2 separate regions of the Mus musculus genome follow, and region 1 is linked to region 2. Evidence: chromatin loops called from intact Hi-C (ENCODE). Cell type or tissue: left cerebral cortex. All regions are shown on one strand. Links, peaks and the distances in the headings refer to the core of each region. The heading gives the core; the rest is flanking DNA. Region 1 holds the start of 0610040J01Rik (RIKEN cDNA 0610040J01 gene). Region 2 has its middle 22 kb from the start of Pgm2.

The links. A loop is a pair of places that touch in the nucleus more often than their neighbours do. Peaks named below come from ENCODE experiments on the same cell type or tissue, not always from the same donor. Only the 100,000 strongest peaks of a DNase experiment are listed, where the experiment ranks them.
Region 1: it touches region 2 in a loop (2.0-fold over the local background); 14 of 42 quality-filtered maps call a loop at or near these places.

What each region holds. Positions count from the first base shown.
Region 1 is chr5:63,808,101-63,816,814 of GRCm38, forward strand. It overlaps Nwd2 (NACHT and WD repeat domain containing 2), which reads left to right. Exons shown (of 7, transcript NM_177006.3): 7 at 1-2,446. The coding sequence ends at 203. It overlaps 0610040J01Rik (RIKEN cDNA 0610040J01 gene), which reads left to right and starts at 4,395. Exons shown (of 4, transcript NM_029554.4): 1 at 4,395-4,495. In left cerebral cortex, for the core only: CTCF peaks have their summits at 3,027, 3,865 and 7,227; DNase peaks (open chromatin) are centred at 3,891, 4,282 and 7,185; H3K4me3 peaks cover 1,250 bases; H3K27ac peaks cover 263 bases.
Region 2 is chr5:64,066,425-64,075,138 of GRCm38, forward strand. No RefSeq gene overlaps it. Among named protein-coding and RNA genes, the nearest start is that of Pgm2, 22 kb to the right of the region's middle. In left cerebral cortex, for the core only: a CTCF peak has its summit at 3,815 (motif pointing right); DNase peaks (open chromatin) are centred at 1,220, 3,869, 4,535 and 8,296; H3K27ac peaks cover 591 bases.

The DNA.
Region 1 (8,714 bases), core at 303-8,302, 260 kb before region 2:
AGTCAAACAGCTACTCCTTTAAAGTGTCTGTGGATTGCTTATGGCGAGAGTCCACTGAGGTCTTTGCAAGAGACAGCCCCATCACCGTGAGTGACTCTTCTGAGTCCAACGAGGCAACACCCTCCAAGAAACACAATTCTTGTTATGACCGAGTGTGTGCTGCCCTAGAATCCAGGAGCCACAGCTACACTCCAGATAACTGACACGATGTTTATCCTACTCAACCGAAATACATAATCCATGTATGACAGAAGAAAAAAAAAAGCAAAGTGCATCTTCTGGACACAAATGATGAGCTGCTAATTTCTGGAATTCTCAGTTTACTAATATTCTCACGAAAGGAACAAAACTATGAGACTTGGGTGCCATCTTTTTGTCCAAATGTATTCGAGAAAATAGAGAATGTCCAGAAGAGACGGTAAAATGGCCATCTCCCCCAGAAGAGAGCAAATACAATCTTTTAAATTTGCTGTGTAATAAGAATCAGCACAATTCACTACATGGATTCAGATGAGAGAAGCTAGAGGTAGTTATAGGTAGACCAGTTGGACTAGAATTAGCTCTACAGAAGCCAGTTGAAATCGTGATTGCAGAGGACCGTTTGACTCTGAGTGGGGGGGATGTGACAGCCAAACGCAGCCTTAATATCTCTTTACGTTTCTCGATCCTGACAACTGTGTAAACGCAAGAGGTCTAATGGTGCAAAATTGTGTAAGAAAGGTGTCCAGATGTGTTTCGGTTTTCCAGGACAGCACACAAAGCATGTGAGATGGTGAACGGACCAGGACAAGAACTAACTACCATTATCATAGGGCTACTGAACATGGAGAGTCAGTCTTCATCAAAACACAACGACTGCATGCAAGGGTTTCTGTGCAATGCGATGTGTAATTTTTAAACTGTTTCTCTCGTGGATTGCAAAAGAATCCCACTTAATGAGAAGCCACAGTCCGCTCACGCCTTTTCTTGCGATGCATATTCGTGCTGAGTGTAAAGAGGTATGGGAAGGGCATTATGAGTTTGATCAAAGCATCTGTCCGTTTATTTGTTGTACTTTACCAGAGTCCGCACTCTCCAGTCAGTTGTGGGGGAGCCTAATGTTTCCCAGACCCCTGCAGTATCTTAATAGAAAAGCAAGCTTTTGAAACACACCATCTCTGAAACGCTGGTGGCACTGCCTTACTCTCATTCCGCCTCTCTCCTGTGTAAAATGCAGATAAACGACCAAAAACTCTGGGACAAACTGAATATGCCTGTCTCTGTGCTAAAATATCCCATAGATCTTAAGGGCATCCAAAGGTTCCTATCATTCCCTGTTTGTAATCACTTTCTTACTTCCACACACCGTATGTACACTTCTCTCTCTGTTCCACTTCCAGATTGAGGACTTTCCCAGTCTTACTGTTTCAAGGCTGAAACTATGAAATGGCATTAAAAAAAAAAAAAAAAGACTTCATCAATTTGATGGCAAATATATCTCAGAAGGTGAAGGTGGTTTTCTTCCTTCCAAGTCCTCCACGTGGCATGTCCTGGAAGACCTCTCAAGGGGGTCACTGATAGTAATTGGTTTGATTTTCTCTCAAAGTGGAACTTACTTAAATCAGAACATTGAACAAAGAACCAGCTTATTTTCATCCTGGCTCTGCTTGTGACTCAGCATGTACCTGTAGTTTGACCTCTAGCCTCACCGAGTTTATTGCTTTTGTGGACTGCAAAATGAAGACGGGGATAGTTTCTGCTGTAGCCTGTTAACCTGGTGGGGATGCCAGGGAGTGATATGAGAAAAACATTACACAGTGCCATCTTGATTGCTGACACGGTAGGAAAAGGGAAAATTATCTAAACCCCTAGAGAATCCAGTTGTATTCCACTGGTGGAAGGATTTAACACGTAAGCATTTGAAGGTGTTGTTCAGATAGCAACACCCTTCTCCATGGTGAAACACCTTTGTTCAATGTATTCCTCCTAGTTTAGCTACCAACCAGTAAGTGGAAGCCCTTGAAGGGCTAAGATCTATATACACGTGATCTGGAGTCCATACTTTCAGCTCTTCAGCCAACACATTCTTATTCCTGTTCTTATCAGTTGAACGTCCATGCCATACATTTCTAAGAACTAAATGCCTAGGTGGGTTACATGTAGTGTGTGAGTGTTCTGTGAAAAAAAAGAAAAAAGAAAAAAAAAAAAACCTCTAGAGTGTAACAAGTGACTTGAATGATTTTTTTTCCTAACATGTTTGCAACTGATAGCTCATGTTGAATGTTTTTATGTAAACTTTGTATTGTTGGGATGAATTACCCAATCAGAGATTTATATTTTCATAAATGTTACATTTAGTTAAAATTTTGTTACAGAGTTGTTACACTAGAAAGTTATTTCAGTGTTCAAACAATATACAGTCTTGTGTATGTATCGTTTGTATGAATAAAAGATGAGCTACTAAAAACTTGAGTGCTACTGATTTTTTTTTCACCACTGAGGTTGGCCAGATGTGGAAGACCTCACTTACCGGTAATTATTCAAATTGACCAGGTGCCGAAGGGGCCCTAGAATATTCCAGGAGCTCCAGACACAAAGCCATGGCGTCTACACAATAGTCTCAAAAGTTTGGCACTATTATTATTCCACATTTATAGGTGAAAAGAAAGGACCATGGACCTAATTCCAGTACATCACTAGCATCTTGGTTAGCTTTCTCAAAGTACATGAAAATAAAGAACTCAGTGCCCAGTAGTCACTTGGTGACAGTAACTTCTAACATCTTTACTAGTTTGCAGGTGAGAAATTCAGCTAGTTTACTAAAGATCACTGGATGTTACTAGTATGCCCAAGTTTGTGTTTGTTTGTTTGTTTGTTTGTTTGTTTCTCTCCAAATATACAGAAGTAGCTGATGAATTCAGTCAGCAAGCATTTACCCAGTCACACATTCCACCAAGAACACGGAAGTAAATGAAATAGCTCTTGCATTCTAGAATTCCAGACTCAGCAGCAAAATAGGGAGAAAATAAGTTCCCTGTGTACCCGTGCAAGGGGTACCCTTGTGGCTGGAGCAGGAAATAGCCAAGGACTAGTGCCGCTCGGGAATTCCCAGGTGAGTGAACACGACCTTGGAGAACCTCTCCAGATACCTTCACACACACACATACACACACACACACACACACACACACACACACACACACACACACACACCGTTGATCTGAGAATTCCCATATATACCTCCCCCCACCCCAAAATATCTTTAAACATGGCAGGCAGCATTGGAAAGCTTTGGTGATATTGTAAACAACAATCAGATGCAATTGTGTATGTAGTTCTCAACAAAACAATTACTTTAAAAGAACTTTAAATACCCAAGAGTTAAAAGAAAACTAAAGGCATTATCAAGTTTCTTACCTTCCTCTCTTTACTACTACTGAGTTGAACCTCAAAGTTTCTCCCCACTGACTCTAAAAACCCAAAACAAATTCCAAAGTCTCTTTTTGATCCGAAAAACCTAATTCATATATAAATGGACCAGTATCCCATGGAATTTCTGACAAGGCTGGAAATTGAACCTGAGCATCATTTATTCTAACAAGAAATTTTTTTCTTCAAATCAATAAATGACATTCAACAACGTATGATTTCCCTCGTAAATCGACATTTGAAAGCACAAAGGTATTTTAGCACTAAAAAGGACAAAAAAACCACTGAGTGTTCTCCCATAGAGCGTGGCAAATGCCTGTGAAGACAGCGGGGATGTCCAACTCAAAACTCGCTGGAGAAAATTAGGTCTTTGGGAAGTTCTCTCAGTTGCTTCTCCCCGCATTGCCTTTTAATCCTCTCACTGCGAGCCTTGAGCATGGAGAGGAAAGAGAGGAAGCTAGATGGCGCAATTGCTCAACACATTTTCCTGGCTTCTGGAAATGCCAGCTCTCCACAGCTTCTGGGCCAGGTGGACCGAAGACCGAAATCTTAAACCGAATTTCAAGATTAAAGCACCGGTTCTCTACCCTTCGTAGGTAAAGTGTGTTGGGTGAAGTGTCCCATATCCTGACACTCCAAGGGAAGGGGTCTGAAACCGGGGTTCTTTCACGTGTCCCACTAATAGCCTTTGGGGCACAGGCAAGTTTGTAGCCCCTAGGAACGACCGTCACTGCAGCGTCTGAGCAGATTGTCTAGCCATCGGGCGGGCGACAAGCAATGTGCGCTCGATCTAGCAACTAATGCGGGCTGGCTCGCTGACCACTCACTCAAACATAGATCACCGGACGTCCCCTTGTCCCTGTCGCCTGCGCACGCGGGCCAAGGCGCAGGTAAAGGGTTACCCTTGCCTGGGAGGCTCGCCCGCTCCCCGTCCACGTGACGCGGCGGCCCAATGACCGCAGCCCGGGCTGAGGCTGCAGCGCGACAGGCTCCGGGCGTCGCTGACCCACTCGCGTGTCCCAGCGCGGACGCCCGAGGCCCACGAAGCCATGGGCGCCGCGACTCTGGAGCCGCCGCCCCGCCGCAGGTAAGTACGGTCCGGGACTGCGCCGGGCTCCTCCGGGAAGAGGGCTGGTCCTGGGCGGGAGTCCCGACTTTGCTTCTGGGCTCCCCTTCTCTCAAGGGGACGCGAGGAGGAACTATGAGGCAAGGCAATGGATGATTTGATGACTTCAGGAGAAGTCACGGAATTCAACCTAGGCATGCTAAGAGTGGCGACAAGAAACAGGTTTCCAAACTAAAGGCGCTGGTGCTGGTTGGGTAAAATGGTTTATTTTTAAACTCCCAATTCCTGAGCTCTCTGCTGTTCCTGGGAACTTAAACCTGGACAAATTGTAAGAGATCTTCCCATCTCCCTGTGTCCCGGGGTCACCATATTTACGCTTCTAGGGGGGTTTTATTGATTAAAACGGGAAAGGAATTTGATCGCCCCCGCCCTTCTTTGAAATGTCCTTGGGTTCTGGGGTTGGGTCTATGGCGATGGTGAGGGTGCATGAAGGGACAACGACGCTGTGGTGTTCCGCAAGAGCCTGGGACTAGGAAAGTGGGCGCCAAAGAGAGAGAGCTAAATGGTCGCAGGCTGTAAATATTTAATAGACAAATATCTACCAGGTCAATCGCCTGGGTCTTTGTAGCCTGGACAGCCCTGATGAGGTGAGATTATATATATATATATATATCACCAATGCAGAATTTTCCAGTAATACCAGGCAGATATCAGGGGGACTTTTACCCACTCCCAGAACCATAATTAACCTTAAATGCAAAACAAAATAATTCCATCTCCATCGACTCTGAATGTCTACTTTTCCATCCTGGTATAGACATTTGCGCGATGAATGTAGAGGAAGTGGGTGTTCCAGGAGTCACTTCTGTGCTGGTTTCTGCGAGAGTGTTTGTTGGTTGTGGCCTGTGGCTGATTGCCTTGGGTGGCTGTAACTCAGCTATGGTGAAGAATATCGCTGGAGAAAAGAAAGTCTTGGAACCGTGAATGGAAAAGAAGTGGGAGTAGTGGTTATTTTTTAAAGGCAGTTGGTTCTGTATTTGTTGAAGTTGTTTCCTCCCACATAATTTTCCAGTTAATACTATCTTAAGGAGGATACAATAGTATTTCCCTTATACTTGTCTAGTTGATACTATTTTTAGGAAGAAATAATAGTATCTCCCATATATGTTTCCAGTTACTACTGTAAAGAGGAGATGGTAGCTCTCCTCATCTAAGCACCAGTGCCTCTGAAACACCTTGCTAGCCTCTTTGGTAAAAATCCTTGTCCTAGGACAGGTCTCCACAACAACAATATGGAGCCTCGGTCCTTTAGGAGAGTTCTGGGTTGTTAGTGTTTCTGGGAAGTATGAAGAATCAGTAAACAGCCAGCTCCAAGGCTCAGTGGGAGATTCAGAGGTGACAGGCAGACACAGGAAGGTGATGTGTGGTTCATTTCTCCTGCTCACCAACTCTTGCCCATCTTTTGATCCTGCTCCTTCACTTCTTCTACAATCAATGTTTATTTCATGCCCCCTGGGGACTCATTACCCAGGAAGGTTTTGATACCTAGTAATTTCTAAAGATAAATGTGGTTCATGTTCACTATATTCCAAAGAAATTTTGCAGACCTGGAATTTAAGATGAAACAAACGAACAAACAACAAAACAAAACAAAACAAAACCCTTGCTTACTGTCTCAGCACATTCTCTTTCCTAAAAATGGAAAGATTCCCTAACTTCTGACCCAGCACTTCTCAGAACCTGAAACCTGTGTTCTCAATGCTGGGACCAGGAGCCAGTCTCAGCCCAAGGGCAAAGCAAGCCCTGACCTCTTCCTGTCACTGGTGGAGGTGCCCAGTAGCCCACTGCCCATGTTTCTTAGAAAGGACTCCGGCTTTTTGCGTGACTGAGTACTAGCCTCCTTAGAGCTAGTTTTCCCTCCCTAGACAGTGTCTTACATGGACCCACTTCTACAATTTCCCAGGGACCCTGATTGGGCTCGTTTGGGTTCTTGCTTAAAGAACCTGTCTCATTTCTAAATTTGATCATTAGAGTGATTGTTTGGTTGCAGATAAACCCCCTTGATAATTCAGAAAAGAACGCTGTCAAGATCTAACTGGACCATCATAGGGAAGGAAGGACAGGCGTGGAGAATTCATGGTCTGCAGGTCAGATGGGGAGACCAGTCACGGTCTTTTTAGTGTCTGATCTTAACCCCCAGAGCTACACAGGCCTGGAGCTGAAATCTCTTACTCTGTTTATTTCCTGAATACTGAGGGAACAAACTGAAATCCCAATCATTTGTCTTCTCACGTTTTACCCCTGTGAACACCATGGTTCCATAGAGATGGAGATCTTCAGAAAAATGGTAGAACATCAAAATTACTCTGTCTTAAAAATGTATCTGAAGTACTAAACAGTGACTATGCTTCTGAAGCAGGTAATTAAATAGCCTAACCTATGGTTCACTGTGGTCAGAAACCCTACACATTACTGAGCTACAGTGAAGGTCGGCTAAGATCGGAGAAATATGGTGTCTGAAATCTTAACCATGAGCAGGGAGCTCTATTCATTCAGCACAAACGGCTCTCGAAAAATCAAATGAACTCTGACCTGGCCTTCGAGACCACGTGTGTGTGAACCTATCAACTCTAAGCCGTTGGCTGGGTGCTAGGGACACAGACAGCTCAGCCTCAAGAATCTAGTCTTGGGAGAAAGCTTTGAAGGGTTTGAAGCAAGGCACATATCTGTTCTTGAAAGCTCCCTCTAGCTGCGGTGAGAGAGGTAGAAAGGGAGAATCTACAGACACAGCTGAAGGCAACTGCTACCCACTTCGCAGAAGAGACAGAGAAGTGAATCCGTTCAAAGGGTGCTTAGGGAAGCAGTGGCACTTACAGTCTGAACGGTAAGAAAGTTTTAGTGAGCCGGGTGTGGTGCACGTCTTTAATCCCAGCACTTGGGAGGCAGAGGCAGAGGCAGAGGCAGGCAGATTTCTGAGTTTGAGGCCAGCCTGGTCTACGGAAGGAGTTCCAGGACAGCCAGGGCTATACAGAGAAACCCTGTCTCAAAAACATACATACATACATACATACATACATACATACATACATACATACATAAAAGTTTTAGTGACTCTGGTCCTTGATATTAGTTTACCAAATTAGGTTTTTTTTTCTTTCATGTTGGTAAACATAAGCTATGCTTCTGTACAGTTGCACCACACACACACACACACACACACACACACAGACACACACACACACACACAGACACACACACACACATACACACACACACACACACACATACACACACACACACACAGACACACAGACACACACACACACACACACACACATACACACACACACACACACACACACAGCTTGTTTCCATCACTTTTTAACAACTTATTGCTTTTTTATGTAGACTTTGAAGTGTTAAGGCAAAATCGAAGAAAAACTATGGCCTCATCTGTACACTCTCTGGCGTACCTTAAATTCCTGTTGGAATAGAAATCTCCTGACTCCCCAAGCTGGGCTGAGCATGACCTGCTGTGTGTCACAAAGAGGACAGATGGTGTCTGGAGGAATATTATTGTCTATGAAAACCATTTCATGCTAGAGAGGAGGGTCTCTCTTAATGGTTGACTCCAAGCTACATGCAATGTGTATTGGTGTACACTTTCGTGGGTTTTTTAATTCATTCACTGTTCATTAGCCCCAGAGAAGATTGCTCGAGAAAAGAATTTCACACTTTCTTTTTGTTTTATTGTTCTCGATGCCAACCACATCCCATCTAATAACTGAATACCTAAATTGGCCATTTGTGTGCAGTAAATGCAAAGATTTGGCCAAATCAGTGGTTCTCAACCTTCCTAATGCTGTGACTCTTTAGTATAGTTCCTTGTGTTATAGTGACTCCAACCATAAAATTATTTCTTTGATACTTCATAATTTTGCTATTGTTAAGAATAGCTATTTGTAATTTTGCTATTGTTAAGAATCTAAGGTTAAAAAAAGAATCATAAGGTAAATATCTGATATGCAGGATATTTGATATGTGACCCTGAAGGGGGTTTCAACCCACAGGTTGAGAATAGCCAGACTAGAGCTAGAAAGCAGTATCTGGCTTGCTTAATGACGAGATTGCCAGCAACCCCGCATCTCCCAAATGCATGCTGCAATCTAGAAATGAATGAACAAAGCTGGCTTTCACCTGTAAATCATTGTTGTTATACGATGTTGGTTCCTCTCCGATC
Region 2 (8,714 bases), core at 565-8,564:
TGTATGTGTGTGCTTGTGTGCGAGTGAGTGCTATGTGATATGAATTAATATTAGCAATTAATATTTAAATAAAAGAACCTGAATTCTCTTTGGCCAAGCTACCAAGGGAGGCAGATTCTATGGTCAATTGTCATTGAAACCACTAAACCTTATGAATTTATTATTACTCAATAAATTCTAAAATTGTGGAAAGACACAAACATGTTTGGCTACATTTCCAGCATGTGCATGTGTGTGTGTTTTCTCGTGTGCATGTGAGTGCTATGTGATATGAGTCAATATTAGTAATTAATATTCAAATAAAAGAACCTGAATTCTCTTTGGCCAAGCTACCAAGAGTCTCTTTAGAGGAAACCACAAGTTGAGAGAACCTTACAGAAGACACCATGGTAAGGTAACCCTTACATACAGGCTCCATGCAGTGAGCTAGGTCTAAACCTCACAGTGTGAGCATCGTGCAGACACCCACTCTGGGCCCCTGATGAGCAGCAGAGGCTTGCTGCTGTTCCCTGTGCTATGCCTCATTTGTTTTCCTCTTCTGTGCCTAAGCCCCCTTTCTAGCTGTGGAGAATCCTCAGATGACCTCTGTTGGGAGGGAGAGATTCCCATGCCATAAAGGGGTCTAGCTAAGAAGGTGAGATGCCATTCTGTCTCCTGAAGGCAGAAACAGGACAGTCAGCCAGAGGTTAGACAATAGAAGCTCTTGCTTGAGGACTCAATTCTTGACCACCAGAGACAATGGGTAGTTAATAACATGTTCTTATGATAGTTTAGATAAGGGAAGTCCAGAAATGGACCCTTGGCAACACTGGCAAGCCACTCCAGAAGGGTGGCCTTCTGGTGATGATTTCTCATGTCCCTTGGCTTCTGTTCTCTAAGCCTGATTCTTCAACCTCCCCTCTGATCTATGAGCAGCTAATTTTCTACTTAAAAGAAAGGTTTTTGGTTTTCTGTTAATTCTGTTACTTCAAACTCCTGGTGAATAGGTTCACCAATCCTCTCTCCCTTGCTCGAGGGCATCCTTTCTACCTGTGACATCACTCTTTATTTTTCCACTCCATCTCCCACCCTGTCTTTGTTTCCACATTGTGACTTTGGGGTGGTGACAGAGCACGTGGGAGGGGGTGAGGAATCACACATTCTTCATACTGGAACAAAGTCAGAAATTCAGGGACTGTGACTGCAAGCCCAGTCCTTCCAGGAACTCTTGGCTTCTTATCGATTCCCCTCAAATAGTTCCTGCAGCTCCAAGACATTTCTTCTTGAATCCTCTCCACCATCTCTTGCCTGCCTCATTCTCTGCCCAGGAACTTTCAGAAAACAACTTAATCCTCTGCCCATGGTGGGACTACAGACCATGAGACAGAAAATCTCCCGAATAAGCAATCATTGCCTGTGACTGTGCCCACACTCAGTGCTTCTTCATCAGCTTAAGAGTCACCAGGGCTGGAAATGTAGCATGGAGGAGTTAGTGCCTAGAACTCCTCAGACATTAGGTTGAAGCCCCAACATAAACACATGTACACACACACTTCTGACACTGAAACAATTCTCAGTATTTTCCCTGACCAAATAAACTTATTGTGCCTAAAGATGATGTTCACACACACACACACACACACACACACACATATATGTGTATATGTATGTGTGTGTATATATATATATGTATATGTATATATGTATATACATACATATACACATATATACATATATACATCACGTGTGTTTTGAATGGGATACATTTTTTCTTTATGCTTACATACAATATAAACAAGGCAGATATATTTATACAACTAATATTGTTTCTTTTTAGTTTATTCCTTTAGAGTATCTTTCCAACAGAATGACTAGATTAAAGCATATGAAGAGGGCTGGAGAAATGGCTCAGAAGTTAACAGTACTTGAAGTGTCTGAGTTCAGTTTCCAACTCCCAGGTCAGGTGGCACAAAACTCCCTATAACTCCAGCTCTAGGGGATCCAATACCTCTGTCCTCTGATGGTACCTGCATGGATGTGCACATACCCACACAATGGCATATATGCACATACACATATTTTAAAACAAAGATTTTTAAAAGAATGTACAGATTTTAAAAGACTTATTTATGAATTGTGTACGTGAGTGTTTTGCGTTGCATGTATGTGCATGCACCGTGTCCATACAGTGTCTAGACAGGCCAATAGACAGTGTTGGACTCCTGGAACTAGAGTTACAGAAGGCTTTGTTATCTGCCATGTAGGTAACAACGGAAACGGAATCCCAGTACCCTGCAAGAGCAACAAGTGCCCTTAACCACTGAGCCACCTCTCCAGAAGTGAGATGTGGAGAATCTTAGAAGCACCTGAAACACACTGTAAAGTGAACATGTATATCTTAGCATTAGGAGGCTGGGGCAGGAAGATTCTGAGTTGAGGCCAGCCTGGGCTATACAGTGAGAAAGGGGAGGGGAAGGGGAAGGGGAAGGGGAAGGGGAAGAGGAAGGGGAAGGGGAAAGAAGGGGGAGGGGAAGAAAGGAAGGGGAAGAAGGGAAGGGGAAGAAGGAGAAGGGGAAGAAGGGGAAGAAGGGAAGGGAAGGGAAGGGAAGGGAAGGGAAGGGAAGGGAAGGGAAGGGAAGGGAAGGGAAGGGAAGGGAAGGGAAGGGAAGGGAAGGGAAGGGAAGGGAAGGGAAGGGAAAGGAAGGGAAGGGGAGAGGGATACATCTCTTCTTCAGTGATTTACTAACATCATATCTTGTTTTTTCATGCCGAACATGCATCTCCAACTACCCTGGAAATCACTCTTTCTATTCACATTTAACACTCCCCCCCCTCATGAATTTCCTTTCTACAATGTTCTTCATGCCTTGCTCCATATCACCTTGAATTAGCTACGGAGTGTTTTCTGCCTGTTGGTTTCTACATCTGTGTGTGGTTAGACTCCGTAGCAAATGAGTCAGGTGTTGTCAAGTGTTCCCACCATTCAGCCATTTCTTCCCCTGTTGGTTTGAATATACTATATGTGTTCATACATTCATCTTACTGAGTGTATATGGATTGCACCTCTCTGTGCTCACAGCCTGTGCTGCTCAAATTTTCAAATACTTCTCTCCACAGCTGTACTCAATTTGTTAGGATGTTTTTCATGAGAGATTTTATTTCAGCATACTGCAATTCAATAAAACTGAACTCTCTGGCCCATTTGAAGTGACTTTAGCACGTCTATGAAGTGTGAATCCAAATGACTTTTCTCCTACTCTTATCTGCTCATTTGGAAATGTTTATTTTACTGTCATTTATGCATGCCCCCACCAGTTTGCAACTCCTGACAATCATTTCTCGGTTCAGTATTTTGAGTGCATACTAGGGGACTGGGAACTATATCTATGTGCCTTGTAGGGTGATCTGCCTTGTAGAAGGCTGATGCAGATAATTCTGACTGAAAGACTTTCCTTTGAGGGGCCAATATTTATTTTTCTTTAGCTCTCGAGCACGTGGACGGTAAAAGCTTTGTTCAGTTTCTCCCTCCTGCTGCAAATGAGGGAAACTGAGGATACCAAGAGATCTTCTGCTGAGAATGTAGGGAAACATGGAGAATTAAAGCATCAATGAGAAGTTAATAATAAAATATGTAGTTAATATTAAAAGCATACCACTAGAGTACATTATTCCCAATGAAAATATATTCCTCATAATGATGGCCATGACTATGAGTTGAAGCCCTGGGCATGTCTTCTAAGCTCCTGACTCTTGGTCACTGTTCCCATTAATTCCGCTGGTAATTTGCCACGATCTGCCACCAGGTGGCAAAAGCCAGATCTCACCTCCACCCTTCTCCATGCTTTTCCTGTACAACAGTGCCTCCCAGCTAGCCAACTAGAAAAGGCATGCTAAAGCCCCACTAAGGACCTCACCAGTAAGATGATCCCCATCCTATAGTAAGTCTGGAACTGTTTGGCAGATCTGACTCATTGCTGCTGCAAGTGTGATTTAAGACAAATCAGGGGGCTGTTTAAAACCCAGTTTACCCAGCTGTGAAAAGAGTAGACACAGACCGGGAAAGCTCAGCATAGAGATTGACCTCAAAATCACTTCCGGTTTTAGCTGGATTACATTTCCTGCTGTTCATGTTTTGTTCTTCAATGAATAATGAAGAGTACAAAATTAAAACTTAAAACATAATGACATCATTCTCTTCTTTCCTTCCTCCAAACCAAACCACCTCATCCATCTTGCTTGCTCTTGTTCTCTCTCTCTCTCTCTCTCTCTCTCTCTCAAAATCATGTCCTTTTTTCTTTGTGTATATATATATATTCATACATACATTCCTAAATATATAAATTCAACCTGCTTAACCCATAAAATGCTAATAGTATGTATGTGACTTCAGTGTTGATCACTTGGTACTGGATAACCAATTTGGGGGCTCTTCCCTGGAGAAGTGTGTGTGTGTGTTTGAGTCAGGGACAGCCTGTGAGAGTCAGTTTTCTCCTTCTACCTTAGTTTCTGGGAGTCAAACTCAGACTATCTAGCTCGGTGGCAAGTGTGTTTGTAAGTGAGTCATCTTGCTGGCAGACAAACCCATTTTTGAGCCAACTAAAATCTGTTTCTCCACTCAGAACCGGTAAAATTTCAAGTCATCATTAAAAGAAAAGGAAATAATAAAATAGCTGGAATCTTTTACAAAGATTTCAAACTAACATGAGATACAAAAATAGATTTTTAGTTGGTAGAATTTATGGCAGTAGCTTTTCATTTGTACATTGAAGAGGGTTTTATTCTTATTCATAAAGCACACAATTGTGGTTTGCAATGAATCACTTTGAAAGAAAATAACCCCTGGGTAGTGAGCTAACTTAGCAGTTAGGGGCACATGATGCTCTCTGAGGGGATCCAAGTTCAGTTCCCAGCACCCACATCAGGAATCTGATAACCATCTGTGACTCCTCCAACTCCAGGAGAACTACTGCCTTCTTCTGGCCTTCATAGACATTTGAATACATGTAAAATAAATGCTTATAGACATAGAAACATACACATAAAAATTTAACTTTTAAAAAAAGAAAGAAAATTATGCCTTTTAATATATATACATATATATATATGATGTGAGTGTATGTGTGTAAACACACTATGTAGCTGAAGCTAGCCTCTAATTCACAATAATTATCTTGCCTCAGTCTCTTGAGTTCTGGGATTATGAAGATAAACATGAAATGTTTTATGTATCCCTAAAAGGTATCTTTTTAATATGAAGAAATTTCCTATGTAAATTTATTTTTCTATCCCATTTTCATTTCTACTTGGGGATACGCTATATAAGAGTAAACTGTAACCTAATATAATATCATCTATTATATCAACATTTCTATTGTCAAGATAATTCCTTATCAGCTAGAGTTCAATTTCTGAAGCTGCCATCCATGGACCAGGGATCTGGTTCTATGGTTAATGGCATCTTCTGACAAGGCTGATGCTATGACCCCCACTTGAGTGCTCTGAAAGATGTGCACATGTGCACACATATACACATACACATGGATGCACACAGGCACAAGTGCATGCACTCCAAATATACAAAAACCATGTATGTTTTAATTGCTACCCATGTGTAAAAAAATTACATTTTAAAAAATGCTTTGGGAAGAACAATGACAATACAAACAATAAAAAGATGTGTAAAATATGAAAATTGTCACTAAAATGCACTTGGCTACATAAGTATGAAAAATACCATATTTTCTCTCTAGTTCCAAATGTATATTTATGTCAACCTTAAATTTGAGGAGAGCTCTCAACAGAACATCTGGGTAATTAGACCATAAAGTCTCTGCAAACAGATGTGCTGGCTTGAAGGCTTGCTATAGTCCCTGATGACTAGGAGGCAAAACATCGCTCCTTAGAAATAAGGGATTCGAAAGTGAAAAGATGCTTTTTCCCCCTGAAAACTATGCATATTATGTTTTACTCCCACAATACATTACATTACATATAAAGAGCAAAAGGTTAACACGTCACTTAAGATCCTGTGGAATCTTGAGCTTCCAAAGAATATAATAAAGACAGTTTAATGGAAATAGATGCATTTGCTTCAACAAGCAATAACCATGTTAAATGAAGTTTTATTTTTCACAGGTAAAGGCCAAAATCCCAACGGTAAGACAATTCTTGGGAAACTCAGAGCACACCACACCCAGTCACACATCCTTCGTCTTCACTATCTTCACACTAGATTTCTTTTTGTTTGTTTGTTTGTTTGTTTTGGTTTTTTGAGACAGGGTTTTTTTGTATAGCCCTGGCTGTCCTAGAACTCACTCTGTAGACCAGGCTGGCCTCGAACTCAGAAATCCGCCTGCCTCTGCCTCCCGAGTGCTGGGATTAAAGGCGTGTGCCACCACCGCCCGGCTACACTAGATTTCTTAATTTCCTAAAGAGCTAGGTGTTTCTGTCTCATCGATTCTAGGATTTCACCATGTTCTGGAGTTTCCCTATGTCTTCTGACTTCTGGCTTCACCTTGTATGCCATAAGGTGGCATCAACACCGTTACCCTGATAGCCTCGTAGACTCGTCCATCCACCACCTGAGGCATGGACCCATGCCTGCCTTCTTGCTTTCTCTGTAATGTGGCACAGCCTCTTTGTACTCGTACCGTGGCGTAGCTCTTCCCACCAGCCTGAAGCCTTTCCTGTGGAGGAATGAGAAGAAGCTCTAGGACAAAGAAAACTCACAATAAGCTTGCAAGACTGCAGGGCCTGTCCCTGAGTGACGTAAGCAGCGTGCAGCTGCTGCGGAGGAGAAGACCTGGTGATGTAGCTGCCTGCCCGTTGTGCAGGGGACTACATTGATGAAGCTTTGGAGAATGCTTGACTGACATGGGGTTTTCAGTGATGCAGATACCCTAGTGACCCCTGTTCAGAGGAGTAACTATTCACCTGGGGTCATGTTAGTTCCTTTGCCTTCCTTCCCTCCTTGGCATAGCTATTATGGCAACCATGGGTTGGAGGATGGGACAGGTGAGTCCTTTCCTCCAGCTACTACTGGATAGGTGGGCCTGAACTGCTGGTGTCAGGCTCAGAACACAAATGTCTGTAGGCTTAGACTTTTCAAAACCTACTTTAATTATGGATCTTTAACTCTTCAACCTTCCTTCTAGTCCACCACCTACCAGAGCTAGGGGGAAAGAAAGGTTAATAGGAAACCAGGATTGTGTTTAGACACGGGTCTTGGGGTTGATTCCAATCTTCACTGTCAGCAGTCCAGTCCACTAGGAAAACACCAAACAGGAATCAGCAGCAGCAGCTGGATCCAGAAGAAACCTCGAGGCTCTGCAGATGAGCACGAGCTAGCAGAAGTGGGAGCGGCAATACCAGCAGAAGTTCTTTGGTGCATTCCTCTCTATGAAATCTCGACAAGTGAGGATCAGTGAAGAAAGAAAGACAAACCAATGCTAGAGTGCAGTCATCGAAGAATGGGCTCTGCAAAGCCTAAAGATTTGCAAGGTGAATCAATTCAAGAGCATTGATCACTGTCTGTTGGGTTATACTTATACTCTTTTTTTTTTTCTCGAGACAGGGTTTCTCTGTGTAGCCCTGGCTGTCCTGGAACTCACTTTGTAGACCAGGCTGGCCTCGAACTCAGAAATCCACCTGCCTCTGCTTCCCAACTGCTGGGATTAAAGGCATGTGCCATATACTCTTTTCAAATGTCAAGCACTTCTCAAGCATTCAGTCCAGCAAAAGAGCACATGCCCTTTCCCCAGGCAACTTCCAGAAAAATACCACATTCTGTTCTCAGCAAAACCTCTCATAAGACAGTTTCCGGAAAAACATGACACAACTGAGTCTCCAACGAAACCAGAAATTCCCTCTTCAAATGTCTAGTTGACTGCTGGGGGGTTCTGGTAAACCTCAAGTATCCAAGATCTGGAAGCAGCAAATAATAGAATATTTTTAAATAAAATATTGCTTCAAGGTGATACAGGGAAATCAAATAAATATTTTCATTTCATTTAAGGCTACAATAATTATCCTAAACAAGTAAACAAAAGAAAGGAAATGCTGTTTAACTAAATTATGATGATGGATTTAAAAAATAGACCTACTAATTGCTTTTAAGCTAGAGTTGCTATGACTTCAACTAAGTTTGATGCAATCATTGACTATGGGGTAATTTCTGCTTACATCATTTCCATATACTGCACTTTCACATTTACTTGAAGGTGTGTGTTAAATATTCAGTCTAACCAGAGTCAGGCTGGTGAAGATCTTAGAGCTGAGCAGATGTTTCCTCTCTGAATAGAAACAGAATTCTGAAAATTCTTGTAAGATTACATAAGGTGTTGCGAGTATAACAAAGATTCAGCCTCTCTCTTCGTTGGTGTCGTGGCAGGTCAAGAATGCCCCATGTAAGCAACTCTGTATCTGTAGCTTTTCCCTTCCAGGGGAGGAACCTGCAGGGATTTAGGTATCAAAATATATAGAAATGGGTATTTTAAAGATAATTTTATTCATTTATTTTATGCATATAAGAGTATATAGGTACCTGAGTGTTAGTCTGTGTGTCCTGCGCATGCCTGGTGTCTGGAAAGGTCAGAAGAGAGCAAAGGATGCCTTGGGACTGGAGTCACCAACTATAAGATGCCGTGTAGGTGCTAGGAATTGAGACCAGGTCCTTAGGAAGAGCAGTCAGTGCTTGTAACTGCTGAGCCATCCCTCCAACACCTATTTTATTATTT